3 separate regions of the Homo sapiens genome follow, and regions 1 and 2 are each linked to region 3. Evidence: chromatin loops called from intact Hi-C (ENCODE). Cell type or tissue: psoas muscle. All regions are shown on one strand. Each heading gives the region's core, and the rest is flanking DNA. Links, peaks and the distances in the headings are about the cores only.

Evidence for each region. Hi-C counts contacts between places; a loop is a spot of excess contacts. Peaks named below come from ENCODE experiments on the same cell type or tissue, not always from the same donor. Only the 100,000 strongest peaks of a DNase experiment are listed, where the experiment ranks them.
Region 1: a loop joins it to region 3, with 5 times the contacts of the local background. A loop is called at or near these places in 104 of 110 quality-filtered maps.
Region 2: a loop joins it to region 3, with 2.5 times the contacts of the local background. A loop is called at or near these places in 28 of 110 quality-filtered maps.

The regions. Positions count from the first base shown.
Region 1 is chr17:78,174,343-78,179,779 of GRCh38, reverse strand. It overlaps TK1 (thymidine kinase 1), which reads left to right. Exons shown (of 7, transcript NM_003258.5): 5 at 4,162-4,251; 6 at 4,611-4,730; 7 at 4,830-5,437. The coding sequence ends at 5,021. Among named protein-coding and RNA genes, the nearest start is that of SYNGR2, 8.5 kb to the right of the region's middle. RefSeq lists enhancers at 2,462-3,239, 3,968-4,017, 3,240-4,018, 4,028-4,147, 4,168-4,347 and 1 more. In psoas muscle, for the core only: CTCF peaks have their summits at 3,044 (motif pointing right) and 5,070 (motif pointing left); DNase peaks (open chromatin) are centred at 3,059, 4,439 and 5,109; H3K4me3 peaks cover 1,565 bases; H3K27ac peaks cover 3,563 bases.
Region 2 is chr17:78,418,826-78,424,253 of GRCh38, reverse strand. PGS1 (phosphatidylglycerophosphate synthase 1) reads right to left here. Exons shown (of 10, transcript NM_024419.5): 9 at 4,579-4,708; 10 at 1-193. The coding sequence ends at 4,589. It overlaps DNAH17 (dynein axonemal heavy chain 17), which reads left to right. Exons shown (of 81, transcript NM_173628.4): 81 at 101-557. The coding sequence ends at 348. Among named protein-coding and RNA genes, the nearest start is that of PGS1, 43 kb to the right of the region's middle. RefSeq lists enhancers at 1,125-1,704, 3,978-4,662. In psoas muscle, for the core only: a CTCF peak has its summit at 2,036 (motif pointing right); a DNase peak (open chromatin) is centred at 2,053; H3K27ac peaks cover 964 bases.
Region 3 is chr17:78,110,051-78,115,551 of GRCh38, reverse strand. It overlaps TMC6 (transmembrane channel like 6), which reads left to right. Exons shown (of 20, transcript NM_001127198.5): 19 at 1,928-2,004; 20 at 2,341-5,501. The coding sequence ends at 2,404. Among named protein-coding and RNA genes, the nearest start is that of TMC6, 16 kb to the left of the region's middle. RefSeq lists an enhancer at 2,902-2,961. In psoas muscle, for the core only: a CTCF peak has its summit at 2,753 (motif pointing left); DNase peaks (open chromatin) are centred at 2,741, 3,241 and 4,751; H3K27ac peaks cover 1,579 bases.

The DNA of each region.
Region 1 (5,437 bases), core at 438-5,437, 64 kb before region 3:
TCTAGTTCTATACCCTGGAGGAAGAATAAATGAGTTGGTTTGGTGAGTGCTTCGAGGTCTCTACCCGCCCTGCCTCCCAGCACAGAGCCAGGCCGCTCTGGCCTGAATACCCTGCCCGGACGTCACAGGGCCTGTCCCCTCAAAAGGCCAGTCCTGCCTTCCTGGTTCTGTTCTTGCCCAACATTCTGTATGAGTCACAGCTGCAAATTCCATTCCCGTGGGGAGGCTGACGGGTCCCTTCCCCTGTGCGGGGCATCTGCCCTGTGGAGTTGAGGCTGCCAGTGTCCGCTCTGGGTTCCCGACCACCCGGCAGCTGGCATCTCCTCCCCGCTTGGGTATGGCCATTCCGTTTCTGACCTTCAGAGGTGCGCCCCTGAGCACCCCCATGCCTCTGCGTACGTGGAGACGTCGTTGTTGCTGCCCCGTGCTTGAGGGACTCCTGGCGAGAAAGTGAGCCCAGGCTGGGAATAGGGCTGCAGCTGTTCTCTTTTGCTCCCAAACTGTGGCCTCAGAATGCATCCAGGGATTTTGCATCAGCTTTGGGGACATGGCCCTCTCAGAACAAGGAAGCTTCAGCTTTGGCAAGGCTCTCCCTCCTTCAGACCTGCCGCTGTGAGTTGTTCAATAGCTCTGTTCTCCTGGCTCTGCGTAAACCTTGTTGACAGAGGCTGACCCAGACCCCCGAGGCAGAAACCTTTCCCTTCTCCTTCCTCGACATCCAAATGCCCTGAGTCAGGAGCCAGCGTATGAAGTCCTGTCCCCTGTTCAGCCTATAGGAGGGATTTCTCGGTCTACTTCCTCCCTGGCCAGCAAGTAAAACTTGAGTTCATTCAGTGAGTATTTATTACACCCTACCCAGACATCAGCATTCTGCCCTGGCCTCTGTGTGCCCTTGTTCTCTTCAAGAAGTTCCGGGTCACCAGCCTGACCAACATGGAGAAACTCCGTCTCTACTAAAAATACAAAAATTAGCCAGGCGTGGTGGCGCATGCCTGTAATCCCAGCTACTTGGGAGGCTGAGGCAGGAGAATCGCTTGAACCCGGTAGGCGAAGGTTGCAGTGAGCCAAGATCGCCCCATTGCACTCCAAGCCTGGGCAACAACAAGAGCAAAACTCAGTCTCAAAACAAAACAAAACAAAAGAAGTTCAGGGTCTTCCCATTGCAAGCAGTTCTAGATCGAGGAGAGGGGTTCCTAGCATGGGACCCAGCAGAAGGACTGTCCTTCGCTCCTTCATTGTCTACGTGGACAGTGGATGAAGCCCAGCCGAACCTGCCTTGTTCCCGTTTTCTGGGTCAGCAGGGAAAGCCTTTCACAGAGTAGCCACCGTGCCATCCTGAGGAAGGCCCTGGGTCAGAAGCTTCTGTGCTTCTTTGTACCCCGGGCGAGACACACAGGTGCTCACACTGCTCTGTAGAAACTGTTGGCATCCAAGAGAGACTCACCTGGAAATCTCTGGAAAACCTGAAGCTCCTAGCTGGGGGTGCTGTGCTTCAGATGCTGGTGGTGGGTGGGCACCCTTGCATCAACAGCTGCACAGTGTGTGGTGGGCTTGCAGGGTCGCTTGGCAATAGTAGGAGCTCTGATTTATTTTTTTAAACTTTTTTTCTGGCTGGGCACGGTGGCTCACACCTGTAATCCCAGCACTTTGGAAGGCCTAGGCGGGCGGATCACTTGAGGTCAGGAGTTTGAGACCAGCCAGGCCAACATGGTGAAACCCCATCTCTACTAAAAATACAAAAATTAGCCAAGCGTGGTGGCACACACCTGTAATTCCAGCTACTTGGGAGGCAGAGGCACAAGAATTGCTTGAACCTGGGAGGCAGAGGTTGCAGTGAGCCAAGATTATGCCACTGCACTCCAGCCTGGATGACAGAGCGAGACTCTGTCTCAAAAAAAATAGACAAAGCCAGGCGCAGTGGCTCATGCCTGTAATCCCAACACTTTGGGAGGCCGAGGTGGGTGAATCACGAGGTCAGGAGATCGAGACCATCCTGGCTAACACGGTGAAACCCCGTCTCTACTGAAAATACAAAAAAATTAGCCAGGCGTGGTGGCGGGCACCTGTAGTCTCAGCTACTCGGGAGGCTGAGGCAGGAGAGTGGCGTGAACCCAGGAGGCGGAGCTTGCAGTGAGCTGAGATCACGCCACTGCACTCCAGCCTGGGCGACAGAGCGAGACTCCGTCTCAAAAAAAAAAAAAAAATAGACCTTTTTGTGTTTTCTGTTCTACTACACAAGTAATACAGGTTGAGTATTCCTTAACCTAAATGCCTGGGACCAGAAGTGTTTCGGATTTCAGGTTTTCGAATATTTGCATGTTCATAATATAATGAGACCTTGGGAATGAGCCCCAAGTGTAAACACAAAATCCATTTATGTTTTATAGACATCTTAGGCACATAGCCTGAGAGTAATTTTATGTATTTAGTAATTTGGACGTGAGCCACAGTTTTTGACTGTGACCTGTCCCATGAGGTCAGGTGTGGAATTTTCCACTTGTGGTGGGCGCTCAAAAAGTTTCAGATTTTGGAGCCTTTCAGGTTAGAGACATGCAATCTATAATAAGTTTAATCTAGGAAAAGTTAGGGTCTGGCACAGAGGCTCACGTCTGTGATCCCAGCACTTTGGGAGGCTGAGGCAGGCAGATCACTGGAAGTGCTGGACGGGTGGGGAAGTGCCGGGTGCAAGAACCAAGCTCTTTGACTATGGACCTCAGCCTGAGGTTGGTCAAGAGGTGGAGTGAGTGGGGGCTGAGGACCTTCATCCTGAAACCCTGATGCAGGAGAGTCTGGGGTCTGCCTTCTACCCTCATGTGGCGGGTGAAGGAGCAAGGTTCTCAACTCAGGAGGGTTCTTCCCCTCTCCATTCCCACCCAGGGGACATCTCACAACAACTAGAAACAATTTTGTCGCAGCTGGGGGGTGGGAGGTGTGTTCCTGGCATCTATCTAATGGGTGGGGGCGAGGGACGCAGCCCAACACCCTACACTGCACAGGACACAGCGAGATCCGGCCTCAAATGGCAGCCATGGCAGCGTCAGCCCTCCAGGGGGCGCGCCCCTGGCGCAGGTGGTGTGCCGGCCCACAGCTCCTTGCAGGCTGGGAGCTGCATTTTCGTGACATGTCATGAGTCCTCAGAGAAAAAGAGGGAACGAGTGCATGGTGGGGAGGGGCCCTGGCGTGCTGGAGTCTCTGGGTTTCCTTCTCCAGAGACCCCTGCAGTCAGCTGAGCGCAATCAGTCACGTTGGGCTTTGCTTGGATCTCACTGGAATTTTTCGAGCCACCCCTTAGTCCTCACCTTGCTAAGCCCTCACGTCTCAATAACCTCAAACCTCAGTACCTGGGCTGAGAAAGCCTGAGTGGCCCTGGGAGAGAGACCCTGCACCCAAGGACAAGGACATCCCTGCTTCACCCAACCCAAAGGCCAGTCTGGACATATGAACTCAACCAGCTAAGAGTGATATGATTGATTGATGAGAATCACCAGAGCACTTGCCAGAGTTTCAGCTTCTCCCTGGGCCAAAGTGAAGTTTGCTTTACACAGTAAATGTGCTCTGTGCAGGTCCTGAATTTAGAAGGCTGTGCTGTGTCATCCTGCTCTGTAAATGGCCAGTAGGACCCCCGCCCCTTCTCAAGGCACATTACCCGTTTAAAACGGGGGAGGCAAGAGCACAAAGCGCCCACCTATTCACCGAAGAGCATGTATATAACTTAGGGCCTTCCATCCTTAAACAACAGGACCTTCCTTGCTCTTAAGGAAAAGGAAACAGGTTCAGAGACGTTAATTCATTGCCAAGGTCACACAGATAATGGGTCCAGCGAAGAGTGGTGTCCGAGCCCAAGGCAGCAGGCCTTTGGCCACTGCAGTGTTAAACAGCACAGCTGGTGTGGAAGTCCGGTGCTGAGTCCTGGGTACCTGGACTCGGAGGGAAGCTGGCTGCAGGGGGAAGGGGCTGCGCAGTTGTGGATGTACCTGTCGTCTGCTGGGGGGCGTGCGGGTGGACACAGTCCCCCGGCCTGGGGAGCCTCGTGGGAGAATTAAGAGTTACTCCGGGCCAAATGGCCGGAGTTGTCAGATCTGGCAGCGTCTTCGCTGGGGCTCCAGGGAGCTGCTGCTGGGGTGGAAGCTCTCACACTCTTTCTCCACGTGCCCTTTCCAGTTCCCTGACATCGTGGAGTTCTGCGAGGCCATGGCCAACGCCGGGAAGACCGTAATTGTGGCTGCACTGGATGGGACCTTCCAGAGGAAGGTAAGGCGTCTGATCCAGGTCTGGAGCTGGGATTGAGGAGGGCAAGAGGCTTCTGGATGGGCACAGAGACACCAGCTCTGGGTGACCAGGGCTCAGCCACCACAGGGTTACGGCCGAGCTGCTCAGGCCTTGGCTGAGCCAAGGGACTCCATGGTCTGTGCAGACTGCGTGCCATCTGTTGCGGCAGGTGCTTTGAATTGGCAAAGGGACAGAGCCGGGCATGGTGCTCTGGGGGTTGGGGGAAGGACTAAGGTCAGAGCAAACTCTCCTGGCTTCAGTGCTTGTGAATCAGAGGGTTTAAAAGAAAAACCCACCTGGTAAGGTGGCTGAGCGCCCTCTGTCTTTCCATGGGAGCGCAGCCATTTGGGGCCATCCTGAACCTGGTGCCGCTGGCCGAGAGCGTGGTGAAGCTGACGGCGGTGTGCATGGAGTGCTTCCGGGAAGCCGCCTATACCAAGAGGCTCGGCACAGAGAAGGAGGTAGCTCCACCTGCCTTCCCTGCAGGCCGGCGGGGTGGGGGTATGGCTCTGCCTCCTTCCTGTCCTGGCCCTTCACCCATCCCCTGTCCCTGCGGCCAGGTCGAGGTGATTGGGGGAGCAGACAAGTACCACTCCGTGTGTCGGCTCTGCTACTTCAAGAAGGCCTCAGGCCAGCCTGCCGGGCCGGACAACAAAGAGAACTGCCCAGTGCCAGGAAAGCCAGGGGAAGCCGTGGCTGCCAGGAAGCTCTTTGCCCCACAGCAGATTCTGCAATGCAGCCCTGCCAACTGAGGGACCTGCGAGGGCCGCCCGCTCCCTTCCTGCCACTGCCGCCTACTGGACGCTGCCCTGCATGCTGCCCAGCCACTCCAGGAGGAAGTCGGGAGGCGTGGAGGGTGACCACACCTTGGCCTTCTGGGAACTCTCCTTTGTGTGGCTGCCCCACCTGCCGCATGCTCCCTCCTCTCCTACCCACTGGTCTGCTTAAAGCTTCCCTCTCAGCTGCTGGGACGATCGCCCAGGCTGGAGCTGGCCCCGCTTGGTGGCCTGGGATCTGGCACACTCCCTCTCCTTGGGGTGAGGGACAGAGCCCCACGCTGTTGACATCAGCCTGCTTCTTCCCCTCTGCGGCTTTCACTGCTGAGTTTCTGTTCTCCCTGGGAAGCCTGTGCCAGCACCTTTGAGCCTTGGCCCACACTGAGGCTTAG
Region 2 (5,428 bases), core at 1-5,000, 310 kb before region 3:
CTCTGCAGAGGGCGGGGAGTGTGAGGACCCCACCCTTCCTGCCAGCCCCTCCCTCACTTACTGGCAGCACACCTGACCCTCAGCCATACTGTCCCTGCAGGGGCTCGCTGGGACACCCAGACTGGAGTCATCGCTGAAGCGCGGCTGAAAGAGCTGACCCCGGCCATGCCTGTCATCTTCATCAAGGCCATTCCTGTGGACCGCATGGAGACCAAGAACATCTATGAGTGTCCCGTGTACAAAACACGCATCCGCGGCCCCACCTATGTCTGGACCTTTAACTTGAAGACCAAAGAGAAGGCAGCGAAGTGGATCCTGGCAGCCGTGGCGCTGCTCCTACAGGTTTAGCTCGCTCCTGCCTCACAGCCCACACTCCCTGGGGCTGGACCACAACTCAGCCCTTCACCTGTGCACCTGTGACTTATTCTTTACAGGAACTGGTGGTGGTTTTTCGTTCTCTTAAATAATCAGGTGCTTTGTAACCAAGCACATCGGAACCAGAGGGTGGAGGTTGGTGTGGAAGAGGTGGGGCAGATTAAAGCCAGTGGAGCCACTCAGCTGTGCCCATCCATTCTGTGCCTGATGGCCACTGTGAGGCCTGGTTCAGGCTTTGGGGAAAGGCCCCAATTCCCAGCAGCCAGAGGCAAGCATTCCAGGAAGTAAATCCCAAATCCTGACTTCCCGGGGGGGTCAGTGGAGTTTGCTTTTAACAGGAGCAGCATGTGGGGTGAGGGCTTGGCACTCACACCCTCTGGCCTGATGCTTCATGCAAACCACCTGCCAATGAGGGGACAGGGCGTTACCCCATACCAGGAGCTGCCGCCTCCACACAGCGTCTCATCCGCCATTACTCCCTGCTCCCAAAAACAACAGGACCTTTTACAAGTAAGGAAACACACCCAAGCCCCCGCCCCCAGAGTCTAGAAGAACAAGCCGTTCCCACAAGCAAGCCCCGGACCTGTAGGACTCTGTGGCTGGGCTGATGCAGGACACGGCAGTGAGGTGGCCAGGCTAGCTAGGGCAGCAGGGTGCAGGCACGAGGGGAGAGAATTAACTAGCAACCTGGGGGATGAGGGGAGACAGCGGCAAACGTCAGAAAAGACGGATCCCAGGGGGACCAAGACAGGATCAACATTTTTTTTTTTTTTCGAGGGAGAGTGAGAGTTTCACTCTTGTCGCCCAGGCTGGAGTGCAATGACGCAATCTCGGCTCACGTTGCAACCTCCACCTCCTGGGCTCAAGCGATTCTCCTGCCTCAACCTCCCAAGTAGCTGGGGTTACAGGCACCCACCACCACACGCAGCTAATTTTTTTATTTTTAGTAGAGATGGGGTTTCACCATGTTGGCCAGGCTGGTCTCAAACTTCTAACCTCAGGTGATTCACCAACCTCGGCCTCCCAAAGCGCCAGGATTACAGGTGTCAACCACTGTGCCCGGCCCTCAACATTTCTCAGGCTTCAAAGAAAAGCAGGCCGCTGCAGCAGCTCACGCCTCTAATCCCAGGACGGCAATCTTACTTGAGCCCAGGAGTTTAAGACCAGCCTGGGCAACGTGGCAAAACCATCTCTATCAATCAAAAATACAAAAAATTAGCTGGGAATGTTGTATGTGCCTGTGGTCCCAGCTACTCAGGAGGCTGAGGCAGGAGGGTCGCTTGAGCCCATGAGGTCAAGTACGCAGCGAGGCATGATCATGCCACTCACTCCAGCCTGGGTGACAGAGTGAGACCCTGTCTCAAAAGGGGGAAAAAAGGCAAACACACCCATTAGGAATATCGTTCTACGTTCAGCTTGATCATCAAGTTTTGCAAAAACATTTTTCCAAGTTTACTCACCTAAATCATGGGTTAAGAAGCATCTAGAAAGTCCAAATTCTGAGGGTAATGATTCACAACAATCTTAGCGCCCAGTAGGGCTATCGGAGGGAAAAGAAAAATCCTCCCCTCCTGGCGCCCAAGGAATCCAGCCCTTTGTGGCTGCAGAGAAGGGAAGCAGTTTCAGCCTCCCCCAGCCTGGCTGGGCCAATACCTCTGCTGGCCAGGAGGGGTCACTGCAGCCCTTCAGGTGACCAGGGGAGCTAAAGCCACCAGGGGCCACCGGGCAACTCACTTCAGTCCCTGGTAATAACCACAAAATGTGACGTTTTTCCATTTTGCCTTTAGATCCTGAAATAAGAAAGTAATCTAGTCCACACATACATATTGTGGGTAGTTGACAAAATTATCTCTAAACTTTCCAAGAAATGATTCGCACTTAAGCTGCACTCCAGCGACGGGGAACACAGGGACTGGAACACGACAGCCCCGCGCACCTAGAAAGCCGGGAGGACTGCGGCGGCCGCCGCCCGCCGCCCGCTGCTCTCTGTTGCTCCGGCTGCTTTGCAGAGTTAGGGAGGCTTGGTGTGGGGAGCTCCTCAGGGAGAACCTGCCTAGGACAGCCTCGAAGGTCATCAGCAGAGACAGAGGGAGCAGTGTGCGCTGCGGGAACGGCACTGCAGATAGATTGCTTAAGCCTGGCTGTGGCATAATGATATTTACTCTGGTCCCACAGAATCTGGAGGAATGCGAACTCTGTTTACCGAGAGCCTCTCTCCAAACAGAAACCCAGTGCCCCTGCACATTCCTTTGGCTCCTCCAGTCTAATTGTCCCACAGGACACCGTAATAACTAGTTGGAAGGCAAACAGTGTTAACTGATGTGATGTGCTGCTGTCCAGGGCACTGTGGCCAGGCCGCCGCTCCACCTATCCCCAGCCACTCAAACTGCAGGTCTGCCTGGTGCGGAAGCTGCAACTGTCCTTGTCTAAGACCAGGTGAGCCTATGCAACCTTTCAGACCCCATGAAGGGTGACAGTGACTCCTGCCAGCCCTCGGGAGGGAAAGGCGAGAAGCTGCTTCTAGAGAGGCAAAGTGCAGGGACTAAATCTAATCTCACTCCCCGAAAGGACAGGCTGCCATGCCCTGTAGCCCAGGAAGCTTCTCTCTGTGCAAGGGTCAAGCACCTGAAGATGATAAAGAGATCAGGCAGTGAGGTCACAAAAGCAGCTCCTGGAGACACTGGGGGATATGGAGAGCTGGCTTTATAAACACACATGACATGTATTCAAAATCCCCTGCTACTAGGTGACACAAAAATGTTTTAAGTAGATCCAATAAAAATAAAGTTCATTCTTCAAAAAATAAATTGCTAGGGAAAAAACAATCACAAGGTGTAGTCCTTAATTGGACTTCAAGTCAAATAATCGAAAAAATTAATTTTAAGGCAAGTGGAATTGTGAACACCATTTAGGTATTTGATGATACTAAGACATTCTTGGTAATTTTTGTTTCAGGAGTGACACTGGTGCTGTTTTGGTTAAGTACACATTTTGGGGGAAGACAGCAGGATATGCACGTTATTTAGAAATACGGACACGTGTGCACATCAGAAGAAACAAGCCAAGAGTGGCTGCCTGGGGGAAGGGAGGGCAGGAAATGGCCGCAGTATTGTTTTACTCTCTACATTTGCACACACTATTCAAATAAAATGAAAAGTAATTAAAATAACTAGGAAAAGCTGCAGATAAACTACACATTTTTAAACAATGAGACTTAGCAGAGCACTAAGGTGCCAGGCACTAAGGGAGCCCACGCTGCACACATGAGATGCCGGCACTAGCGCATGTGCCGGCCACATGGGTCCTGGCTCATCTTTGACTCCTCACCGTCCCTTCCCCACAAGCCACCATCCAAAGGCCCAGCCATCCAAAGCAACAGAACTACCCACAACATCCAGAACCAGAGAGCAGGGGCCTCGGGAGCCTGACCCCACCCGGAGTGCAGTCCAGGCCCTGAGGGATCCAGGACACAAAAGGTCACTCAGCAAAGACCCCACCTTTAATGGCAGCCACCCCCTGCCCGGACCTCTAGGCGTCAAGACAGTCCAGGGGTACCTCAGGTGACTGTGGGACCCCACTGGTGCCTCTGGTGAAGCGGCAGGCCCCTCCTGGGTGGGCAGAGCAGGTCCTGTTACTCAACTTCCAGAGTCTAGAAGGGCGCAGCTCTGTAACCGCAGCACAGGGATGTCAGCGAGGCGTCCAGGCAGCAGCCCACGGTCTGGCTCTACCGACGCCCCACCCTGTGCACTACAGCCGGCCAGGGCAGCAAGCCAGAGCCACTCTCACGAGCAAACGTGCTCCCCTCCTCCCACGTCTACATCTCCTGCACCAGTGTGCTCAGCTTGGAGGGGCTCAATCTGCCTTTCTGCCCCCTCATCCCTGAGCCCTTGCCCCAGGGCTTCTTCAGGACCCCCTGGGAAGGGAGAGCAGAAGGGGACTACAGGCTGCCACTGCCGACCCCAGCACAGGCGCCTTGGGACTTAGTGGAGTGGGTACCAGATGGAAAGTGAACAGACTGCCTAATTTAGCATCCAGCTTCTAACTTTGAGGACAGCTGCCATACCCCTGAAGATGCTGCTCTGTGTTTAACTGAGAAAGGGATCAAAGAGCCCTCTGGAAGCTCTGGTTGAGTCAGAACAACCACCTGCCCCACCTGTGAACTCTCGGGAAAATCGTGCTGAGAGGTGATGCTAGAGACAGCACCTGTCTGTCCTCAGAAGAAGTTCTTGATCAGTGGAGTCACCATCTTCACCCACAGCTTCACCTGGCGACTCGGCTGCTCGAAGGTGGCAGAGGACACCACACCTGACCTCAGGTAGAGCTGCTCTTGCTCCTGAGGAAGAGGAACAGACAGGAATAGTGAGGAGTCCCCTCCAGCACCACACCACATGGCCGGCTGGCCCCAGCCCAGCCCCTCAGGCCAGCCCAGAAAACCCTGACTTCCCATGTCTACCTGGCCCAGAGATTCCCAGGGTGCTCTGGTGGCAGGCAAGGCCAGGCCCTACAAGTTGCCACTGTCAAACATTCCTTAGAAAAGCTAAGAAGCCGTGTTCCTAAAGACTTTTAAGGGCTGGGCACAGTGGCTAAAGCCTATAATCCCAACACTTTTGGAGGCTGAGACAGGAGGATCGCTTGAGCTCAGGAGTCTGAGGCCACCCTGGGCAACACAGGGAAGACATCATCTCTATGAAAAAATTCTAAAAATTAGCCGGGTATGGTGGTGTGTGCCTGTAGCCCCAGCAACTTGGGAGGCTGAGGTAGGCAAGGGTTTCAGCCCGGGAGGTCAAAGCTGCATGAGCTGTGATGCTGCCACTGCAATCCAGCCTGGGTGGCAAAGTGAGACCTTGTCTCAAAAAAAAAACCCAAAAGGCTTTTAAGACCAAGACATGTAAAGGACTCTAAATTTCTTCAATTTAGAGTTGAAGAAATATAACTGGTGGAAAAAATATTTTAAATGTTCACCCTCACTAAACGAGGTAATGCATATTAAAATGAGGTATTTTTTAAATGAGACACAGTTTTTCTTCTATCAAATTGGCACAAAGCCAATTTG
Region 3 (5,501 bases), core at 259-5,258:
CCCCGGGCTACCCAGCCTGGCCTCCTCCCCGAGGCCCCTCCCCTGGGGAACGGCCCCCCGTGAAGCAGGTCCTGTGGCTTTTCCAGGCTTGCGTCCTGCTGCTGGGCTCTGCCCTCCCCCTAGGGCTCCCCATCCCCTCCCATTGCCATTTGTCCTCCTGCAGGTTTTCACTCTGGGGCTGGTGAGTGCCAGTGTCCTTAGGCATGCTCCACACCAGGGCTAGGGGGGCGCTTGTGGGGATCAGCGGCTGGCGTCTGCCAAGGCGAGGGCAGGGCGGGGTGCAGCCAGTGGGCCTCGGCAGCCATGTGACCCTGCTGCTGGCTAGTTGGTGCCAGGATCCAGGGCTCCAGGCAGCTCGTCCCAGCTCGTCCCAAGCACTCATGGGACGGCTCCCACATTGCTTGGGTTGTAAACACTGTAGTACACACTGTCCCATCTCCTGCCTTTCCCGTTTCACCACATAGAGCTGAAAGCCTGGCATCTCGGCTGCGGTGGTTGTCTGGCTGTAGATATTGGAAGTGGGGAATGGCTCCTGCCCTACTGGGTGGCATTTCAGAGCCCCCAGGGGCCAGGTAGGGCCAGGTGGGTCCGGGCGGGGAATGCAGAGTGGTGCTGGGAGAATCCCAGCTCTACCCACCGTTGCTCTGGGATGGGAAGGACCTTTCTCCAGGCGGATGCTGGCTGTGGTGTCTACCCAAGGCCGAGCTCTGACCCGTCTTTGGGGCTGTCGGTCTGAGTTTTCCCCGTGCAGGTCGGCATGGCTCAAGTGCACAGCCCCTCCATACTCATCAGCAACTCGATAGAAGCTACTTAGGTTGTTGCTTAAGGGGCCCATGGTCTCTCCTTGAAGGTATTCTAAGTGGTCCTCCTAGGCTGAGCCAGGTTGCCAGGTGCCCAGAGCCAATCCGTGTGGCTCTTGACAGAACTCCTGTTCTCTGTGTGAAGCTCCGGGCGGGGAATCCCGGTCTGACCCAGGCACTGATGATCAGTGTTTCGGTGCACCAGATCCTTTGCTAAGTGCCCCCTCTGCTTGTCACATTTCATTGTCGAAAGAGCCCTGGGTCAGTCCAGTACTGGCCCCAAAGATGTCCCCGTCCTAAGACTGGATGGAGCCTGTGAATACGTTACGTTGCGTGGCTGGGGAATTACGATTGCAGGTAGAATTAAAGTTGCCAGTCAGCTGACTTTGGATAGGAGATGGCCCTAGATTATCGTGGTGGCCCAGCGTGATCTCAGGGTCCTTAGAGGTGAAAAACAGAGGCCGGAGTGTCAGGGTCAGAGTGGTGCCACGTGAGCAGGACTTGAGCAGCCACTGCTGGCTTTGAAGTGGAGGAAAGGGCTGAGAGCCAGGGGCCTCTAGAAGTTGGAAAAGGCGAGGAAGAGGATTCTCCCCCGAAGCCTCCGGGAGGAATGTAGCCCTGATCATGCTTGACTGGAGCCCAGTGAGACTCATTTTGGACTTCTCACTTCCAGAACTGAAAGTTGAGAAACCGGTGGTGTTTTAAGCCACGAAGTTGATGACAGTTCGTTACGACAGCAGCAGGAAACTAATGTAAACCCTGTGCCTTGTGTTATTATCCCCCTTTACAGATGCTGCCACTGAGGTCACAGAGTTAGTAACCCAAGGCAGAGCCAGTACGTGGCAGGGCTGGTTTTAAATTGAGTCAGGCTGGCTCTGGGCTGCTGATTACATTTCCCTTTTCACTTTGGCCACTAGGAAGCTTAGATCCACACATACGCCCACTTCCTGGCTCTTGGTTTTTCCTTGTCCTTGTTTGGTGGCCCTTTCACCTTTTCTTTTATGTTTTTGCTGCTTGCGATGTTGAATACACCTCGTGAGTTTTCCCTCAAATGCAGTTTGGAACAGGATGGCTCTGGATGGGCTGATGGATGATTTCTCCTCCCCTTTGTGTTCTGGCCTTTCTAGGAGGGTGAGGACAAAATCTTCTTAATCAACAAGCTTCACTCCATCTACGAGAGGAAGGAGAGGGAGGAGAGGAGCAGGTGAGGGTCCGTGGAGGGATTGGGGACACTCTGAGCCTGGAGGGGAGAGGGGCCAGGGCTGGACAGTAGGGCTGCCACTGGGGCTACACCACGACATTGCTGACACTTGACCGCTTTTGACCTACAAAAATCTCCCCCCCGGCGCCCACCTTCACTCTCTCTAGAGCCTTCTCTGGCCTCCGGAGCCTGGCCATTTTGACAGGGACCTAAAATACATCTCAGGAGAAAGGCTGTGGGGCGTCTGGCCTGTCCCTCGCCGGGCCTTGGCTGCGCCCAGCCAGGTTGCAGGGATGTTGATGTTTATGGGGTCCCCTCAGTGATGTCTCTTTCTGGCAGGGTTGGGACAACCGAGGAGGCTGCGGCACCCCCTGCCCTGCTCACAGATGAACAGGATGCCTAGGGGGACGGCGATGGGCCTCACGGGCCCGCCCAGCACCCTGAGACCACACTGTTGCCTCCCAGTGACCCTGCTGGGACACCAGGACAAGGAAGACAGTTTCGCCTCTCGAAAGCCGCAGCTGCGCCTAGGCTGGAGCTGGAAGGGTGGGTGAATCCGGCTTGGGCATCCCCAATGAACTCTGCCCTGCCTGGGACTCTATTTATTCTGATTAAAGGGGTTTTGCAAATGGGCTTGTCCCTTGGGGCTCTGTGTCTGTGACCACACCCGGGGCCTGCTTCCCGCTGCCCTGGGGCCACCTCCAGGCGCAGGTCTGGGTCCTGGGAACCTCAGCTGGAGTGGGGGCGCCCTCTGCTGGCCAAGCCCCAGATGGCAGGGGCTGGACCGCGCCAGGGCTTGATTCGCTTGCTGCCTTTGACCAGCCTGAACTCGCGCCCAGGAGGGGCTTACACCTGCACAAGTGAGCCGAGCAGGCACGGATTGTGACCAGAGCGATGCGTCAACCATTGGGTGATGCTGTAGCATCTACTGGAGCAGGAGACAAATTTAGAGAGGGACTTGGAGGGGAGACATATCAGTTGCAAATGAGTTGTGGGGACAGTTGCCTCCCAGGCATAGGTAACCAGCACCTGTGCTTGGAGGCGAACAGGGCTTGGTGAGGTGGGGCTGGCCCCCTGCTTCTGGCTGCCAGCAGCTGGCTGGGGGGTGGTGATCCTGGGTCTGACTGGGCTGAGTTTGAGGAGCCCGTGGGATACCGAAAACCGTAGGCTGTGGGGGGTGGGCACAGGGATTCGGGGACCAGCCCGTCATGACCCCGTGCTCCAGGTCTGCAGGGACCAGCCCATGACAGCCCAGGGCTCCAGGTCTGCGGGGACCAGCCCATCACAGCCCAGGGCTCCAGGCCTGCGGGGACCAGCCCGTCAGCCTCAGTTCTCCAGGCCTGCGGGGACCAGCCCGTCATGACCCCAGTGCTCCAGGTCTGTGGGGACCAGCCCGTCAGCCTGTGCTCCAGGCCTGCAGGAACCAGCCCGTCAGCCTCAGTGCTCCAGGCCTGCGGGGACCAGCCCGTCAGCCTGTGCTCCAGGCCTGCGGGGACCAGCCCGTCATGACCCCAGTGCTCCAGGTCTGTGGGGACCAGCCCGTCAGCCTGTGCTCCAGGCCTGCGGGAACCAGCCCGTCATGACCCCAGTGCTCCAGGCCTGCGGGGACCAGCCCGTCATGACCCCAGTGCTCCAGGTCTGTGGGGACCAGCCCGTCACGGCGCAGGGTTCCAGGCTTGTGGGGACCAGCCTGTCACAGCCCAGGGCTCCAGGCCTGCAGGAGCTGCGCTTGGGATTGGGGGAATGAACCCAGGTGGGGAAATGGTCAAAGAGCGATGGGCCCAGAAAAGGGTCAGACCCAGATGGAGATGCCACTGGCTGCTAGCAGACCCCCACGCTGGGTCTAGCCCACCCAATCCCATGGGGATGCTCCTGTGCTCTGCAGACATCTGGGTGCTGCCACAGGGGCCCGACAGAGTTGGCATCTGGGTGGATCTGAGCCAAGTGGTGCTTCTGGGCCTCAGCAAGTAGCTGGTGCTGATTCTGGGCAGCCAACTGTGGCAGCATCTTCAGGTGCGAGTGCTGCTGGGTGAAGCTGCGTGGGCAGTCCAGAAAGTGACGTGACAGTCCACAGGGACCGACGTAGGGTTTCCAGCCCCTATCTGTGCAGATGCTGTCCTCCAAACCATCACGGTCCCTCTCTGGCTGGGGACGTGCGCCTGCCACTGCTGGCTTGCCAGCATGATCATTGGTTGTGACCTGTTGAGCCCATCTTGCCAGCCTCACAAAGGACAGTACTAGCTGCTTATGACAGGAAAGTGGAAGAACTTGGCCTGGATATTTCTGGAGAATTACCGTGTGTGCTAGTCAGTCTTTCGTGTCAACCAGGCCAGGCTGTGGGGCCCAGTGATCTCATCGAGAGGGGCCGAGGTGTTGCTGTGATCGTGTGCTGCTGGAATGTGGTGAACACCTACAGTCGATTTCACCTAAAGATCATCCTTGAGAATGTGGGTGGGCCTCATCCTATCAGCTGAAAGCTTTAAGAGCAAAACCCGAGGTGTCCCAGAGAGGGAATTCTGCCTTGAGACGGCGGCTTCCCACTCCCACTGGATGTCCAGCCCGCGGCCCCACGGCTGGGTGAGCCCGTCCTCTCCTCGTTTCTGTCTCCGGACCCACCGTGTGGCCCCAGACCCTCCAGTGAGGACCTCCCGTATTTCTTCAGAGCAGCCCTTGCGTGCTGGAGGCCTGGGCTTCAGTGTGTCCCTGGGTGCCCTGGGGCATGTTCTGTGACCTCCCAGCTCCTCGCCTCATGGGGCCGCTGTATCAAGTGACACAGTTTGTGTGCTGCGTACCATGCCTGGCACCCATTTGAGGTGTTGCAAGGAGGCCATGTTTGCTCGATGAGAGCAGCCTAAGATCTACAAACTGTTGTTCGAGTGGATGGGAACTTGATGCTATTTTCAGGCTGAATGACAAGACTCCGCGATGCTTCTCGGCCTGGGCTGCACAACGGAATCTACCAGGGAGGTTTTAAAAACACTGGTACTTGCTGGAGGTGGTGGCGCCTGTCTGTAATTGCAGCTGCTCCAGAGGCTGAGGCGGAGGATTGCTTGAGCCCAAGAGTTTCGGTTTATTTGCTTTTTCAGAGTCTTGCTCTTGCCCAGGCTGGAGTGCAGTTCCATGATCTCGGCTCACTGCCTCAGCCTCCCAAGTAGCTGGGATTACAGGTGCATACAACCAGGCCTGGCTGATCTTCGTATTTTTAGTAGAGATGGGGTTTCACCATGATGGTCAGGCTGGTCAAGATCTCCTGACCTCAAGTGATCTGCCCGCCTCGGCCTCCCAAAGTGCTGGGATTACAGACATGAACCACAACACCTGCCGAGCCCAGGTGTTTTGAATCCAGCACGGGCAATGGCAAGACCCTGTCCCAACAAACAAAAAAACACTGGTGCCTGAGGCCCACCCCGAGAGATTCTGATTGAGTTGATTTGGATTTGAATTATCTTTAAAATTTTGGATGTGAATTTTTTTTTTTTTTCTTGGAATGGAGTTTCACT